Linked DNA regions of Homo sapiens: region 1 is linked to region 2. Evidence: read pairs that join two places in POLR2A ChIA-PET (ENCODE). Cell type or tissue: A673. All regions are shown on one strand.

Evidence for each region. ChIA-PET counts read pairs that join two places held together with the same protein. Peaks named below come from ENCODE experiments on the same cell type or tissue, not always from the same donor. Only the 100,000 strongest peaks of a DNase experiment are listed, where the experiment ranks them.
Region 1: POLR2A ChIA-PET joins it to region 2 with 5 read pairs; 8 of 35 experiments call an interaction of 5 or more read pairs at or near these places.

What each region holds. Positions count from the first base shown.
Region 1 is chr4:40,908,520-40,911,019 of GRCh38, reverse strand. The region is part of intron 10 of APBB2 (amyloid beta precursor protein binding family B member 2); the gene reads left to right. Among named protein-coding and RNA genes, the nearest start is that of NSUN7, 160 kb to the right of the region's middle. In A673, a CTCF peak has its summit at 2,163 (motif pointing left); DNase peaks (open chromatin) are centred at 1,499 and 2,149; H3K27ac peaks cover 1,176 bases.
Region 2 is chr4:41,261,836-41,264,335 of GRCh38, reverse strand. It overlaps UCHL1 (ubiquitin C-terminal hydrolase L1), which reads right to left. Exons shown (of 9, transcript NM_004181.5): 6 at 2,413-2,460; 7 at 1,045-1,111; 8 at 175-233. Among named protein-coding and RNA genes, the nearest start is that of UCHL1, 6.2 kb to the right of the region's middle. In A673, no CTCF peak of the experiment used is centred here; no DNase peak of the experiment used is centred here.

The sequences.
Region 1 (2,500 bases), 350 kb after region 2:
GTAGGGAGCTGAGATTCAAACTGCAATCTCTGGCTTCAGAGTCCAGGCTGTGTACAATTTTACTATTATTCCAATAAAAACAACTGCTTCCCATAGGCTGTGCTGGGCTGGTTGCCAGGGTTCACAGCCCCTTGAATCCACAGCAGTGCCTGCAAAGGCAAGATTATCCCTCCGGTGATGCAGATGAGGAAACTAAGGACGATGAATGTGCTGAAGGCACAAATAGGGAGTGGTAGTCCAGGACTGCCAGTCAGGTCTGGCCTAGCCTTGCCATGATATTTCAGTCTGTCTCAAGCTCGAGTGTCTTCATCTGACAAGTATTTCTTGAGCATGTGGCACATCCGGGGCCACTTTTGGGTGGTGGGTATACAGAGGTCCACAGAACAGGCCTGATCTCAAGGATCCCCCTTTAGATTGAGCATTTCTGCTAATAGAACAGCTAATGTAGAGCAGAGAATGGGGAATCAAGACTAGGGCTGGGAGCTGGGCCCAGTGGCTCATGCCTGTAATCCTAGCACTTTGGGAGACTGGAGCAGGTGGATCTGTTGAGCCCAGGAGTTGAAGACCAGCCTGGGTAGCACAGTGAGACCCCGTCTCTACAAAAAAAGAAAAAATTAGCCGGGTATGGTAGTGCGTAGCCTGTAGTCCCAGCTACTCGGGAGGCTGAGGTTGGAGGATCACTTGAGCCCAGAAGATTGAGGCTGCAATGAGCCATGATCTTACCACTGCACTCCAACCTGGGCAACAAAGCAAGACCCCTCTCTAAAAATTAAAAAAAAGACTAGTGCACTTTAGGAGGCCGAGGCGGCGGATCACCTGAAGTCAGGAGTTCGAGGCCAGCCTGGCCAACATGGTAAAACCCTGTCTCTACTAAAATTACAAAAAAAAAAAAAAAAAATTAGCCAGGCATGGTGGTGGGTGCCTGTAATCCCCGCTACTAGGGAGGATGCGGCAGGAGACCATCACTTGAAACTGGGAGACAGAGGTTGCGGTGAACCTCAGATCAAATCTAGCTCTGCTGTTTATTTACATTGTGACATTAGACAATTCAACTAAGTTCCCTGAACCTCAGTTTCTCATTTAGAAAATAAGAAATACAGCACCTACTTTGTAGTGTTGTTGTGAAAACATGTTGTGCTACATGTTGTAAAGCATGCAGCTTGTGGCAAGTGATGTGTAAATGTCAGCGCCCACCTTCATGCTTTCCCTGCCAAGACCAGACTTGTATATAAAACACTCAGCACAGAGTGAGCCCTCGATAAATAGTCACTGCTAGTATCATGATGATTATAAGTGATTATCAGATTACATATGTCTAATGAGATATGCCTGCAAGTTCATCTTTAAGTAAACATACACTTAATTTGTTCCATGACATTCTGGAAACATTGTGCTACGTCTCTCGGTTGAACCCACCTCTGCTCAAATTTTCCATTGATAAAAATAGGACTCATAATGCCAGCCTGGTTCCTGGGCAGGAAATGACTAATGCAATTAACTGTTTCTGTACTAAATCACAACCCGGAGGCGTGTCTCTGGCATGAGTGAAGAATCGTCAAGAATCCTGGCTGTTAGGATGCTGATTGTCAGGTTCCTCTGCCTGCATCGTTGTTTGTCAGCCTGCAGTGGCCTGGGGATTGAAAACTGGAGTGGGTTTCCTGCAGAGAGCAAACCCTTTCATTAGCCAACCTGAACATGCAGTCGACTGACACTTGGCGTTTCTCTCCGTAAATTAATAAGTTGGCATTTCTGGTTGATATTTTTAGATTTGTATGACTTGTTCATAACGTGCTGATGATTGAACCTGCTCAGCAGGTTAATGAGAGTCGCTGTGGGGCAGGCATTGCAAATAATGGTGATTGCATGGTGCACCGGCCTTTCTTTAGTAGCAGAAGCCCTTCTGTGTAAGGGCAAGAGCAGGGCCACTGTGACAGGGGAGGCCCAGAGGCCTCAGCCCCACACTGGGCTCCTCTGCAGGTTGCCCCTGGACCTAAGAGTGCTACACCTCTGGAAAACAGTGTGGAGAGCAGTGCTGTGGCCTGGAGGGAGGAGGACGCAGCTAGCAGGCAGTTAGTCGGTTCCCTGGGCATTTCCTTTGCCTCCATAGGCCTCCTTGCCTCCAGTGATCTGTTAGCAGGTGTTGGGTGATGGTGCCCCCTAGTGGACAGTTTGCACAAGGGCACCCACACTACCTCAGGGCTTTTGGTTCCTGCAGTGGCGGGCTCCCCCATTGTCGGCTCTGAGGTACTTCTGAGAAGCCTCGGGACCAGCCCAAAGCTATAAACGTAGAGCTGGTGGGCTTTGAAGTACTCACTCCCCATTGAGGGATTATTTTCTTCTCCTCAGGGTACTCCTAGGAGGCCTTGAATTCTTCGGGGCCTCTTTAGAGTGGGGCTGGCCTCCCTGGGCTCCGGTGCCAGCCGGGTGTAGCTACTGGGTGCACCCAAGATTGTGAGGAGGGGAGGAGGCGTGTTGTGCACACGTGTATGGGGTGAGAGGC
Region 2 (2,500 bases):
CTTGCAATAAAATAAGGTAGATAGAGTTACTAAGAGGATCTTGCAGCCCTAAAGACTGCTATTAACCCAGGCAACTGATGCTGGCTATACTGGAAGAGTGTTAGCACTTTAGAATAGAAAATTTAGCCAAAGAATTGTGAGGCACATTAAGAAGAGATGCATTCCAAAGATGACCTTCAGCAGGGTGTCCTCTGAACTGGCGCCATGGTTCACCGGAAAAGGCATTCGTCCATCTGTAACAAAGAAGCCAGGCATGTCAATTTTCTCTGCATGTTTTCTGGCTACCGTGCTTACCTAGCCTAGATGGAAGTTTTAGATTCTTCCAAAAACCACTGCCAAACCCACAGAAGGAAGCCTGGTTATGAAGCAAGAGGCTGCAAATGAGGTTCAAGTGTCCCTAGGCATCCATCCCAGGCAATTCTAGTCTACAATTGACAAGATCGCACAAGCTCAAGTCAGCTACCCTAATAGAGGGGCCTGTGCCCCAACCCTTGGAAAGGGCCACAGAACAAAAGTCAGATGCAGTCTCTGGGGATAGGGAAGATGGAGGCGAGAGGAGGAGACGCCTGAGATTTTATCTGCCCTCCAATGACTGTAGATTGCCTTCACTATTCCTTTGCCTTTGTAAGCCTGTAGGTCGTATCTTGGCTTGAGACAAGAGTTACAAGTCTTTCTCCATTAATACAAAAGGAATGAATCTTACAAGGTGGGTCGTCTTTCTTGATGCCATAAACTAGTTAATAGAAGTTATTCCAACATGTTCAGATTCTTTTTAGACAAGTAAGGTCATATTCAGGCACTGATCCTTTTTCAGACGTACTCTTTGCCCAGAAAGGATGATACTAGGGGATGCTAGTCAGTTGCCTGAGGAAGTTGCTCTGGGGATGATAAGGGGTTAAGTGCCCTCATGAGAATACTTTGTTATTGTGGCTTTATAAACAATGATATGCCAAGTGCCATAAAGTCACACAATATATCAAGAGAAATTCAGTCTGAAAGAACACATGAAACTACACTGGGTTCCAAAAATGGAGTAAAACATACCAAGTTCATAGAGGTGGCCATCCACGTTGTTAAACAGAATAAAATGGAAATTCACCTTGTCATCTACCTAAAGAAAGTCAAGAAATTTTTGAAAATGAGTGTAAGCTGTATTTTAAAAATTATCTTGCAATTCAAGTGAAATGTGCTTGAACTGACTTGATTTTTAGAAATTATAGCTAATATTTAATGTATGTCTTACATTAAGCCCTATTCTAAGCCCACTAAGGTAAATATACTGTTAACTGTCAGAACAACTCTATGAGGATGCTATTACTACAGGATTTTTACTGAGGAGAAAATTGAGGCTTAGAGAGGCTAACTATCTCAACCAAGGTCAATGCTAGAAAGTGGCAGCCAGTTGTAGTTATAAAGACACTGAGATCTGGCTAGGCACGGTGGCTCACACCTGCAATACTAGCACTTTGGGAGGCTGAGGCAGGCAGATCACTTGAGCTCACAAGAGTTCAAGACCAGCCTGAACAACATGGTGAAACCCCATCTCTACAAAAAATATAAAAATTAGTAGGTGTGGTGGTGTGTACTTGTAATCCCAGCTACTCGGGAGGCTGAGATGAGAGAATTGCTGCAGTGAGCCAAGATCACACCACTGCATTCCAGCCTGGGAAATGGAGGCTGACCTTGTCAACTTTTTTTTTTTTTTAAAAAGGACACTGAGATCTGACTTAAATTTAGCAGCTGACTCAGAGGTTCTCATCAGATTATGGTATATTCAAGCCTTCTAGAACTTGTCCTTCGTTGGGCATTTCATTCTCCCCAACAGCCTGTGAAGATTATTTGAAATGCTCACTTACTAGGAGAGGTGTACACTCTATAAGACTCATTTGTTTCTGTTATTGAGACAGGGTCACCCAGACCGGAGTGCAGCGACATGGTCTCAGCTCACTGCAACCTCTGCCTCTAGGGCTCAAGCAATTCTCCCACCTCAGCCTCCCAAGTGGCTGGGACTACAGACCTCGCTACTCTGTATTTTTTGTAGGGACGGGGTTTCACTATGTTGGCCAAGCTGGTCTCAAACTCCTGGGCTCAAGTGATTCACCCTCCTCGGCCTCCCAAATTGTTGGGATTACAGGCATGAGCCACTATGCCTGACCTATAAGACTCATTTGGATCTAAACAAAATACTGTCAATTTGAATTTACTCAAGACTTCAATGACCAATACAATTTCTGAAGAAAACTTTTTTTATGAACAGGTCTAGTCAAAGCATTATTTGGGTAGAACTTTCTGGTGTCATTTGGCCTTGGGTGGATAACATTTGCTGTGTTCCAGTAAGAGATTCCTGCACAATTTCAGTAGAAACACAGATGGCACCCAGGCAGCCTGGCTCCGATTTGTATTTGCATTTACCCGACATTGGCCTTCCTGTGCCACGGCATCATGGGCTGCCTGTATGGCCTGCGGAAAAAAGAAAATAATTAGCACAAAAATCTCTAGA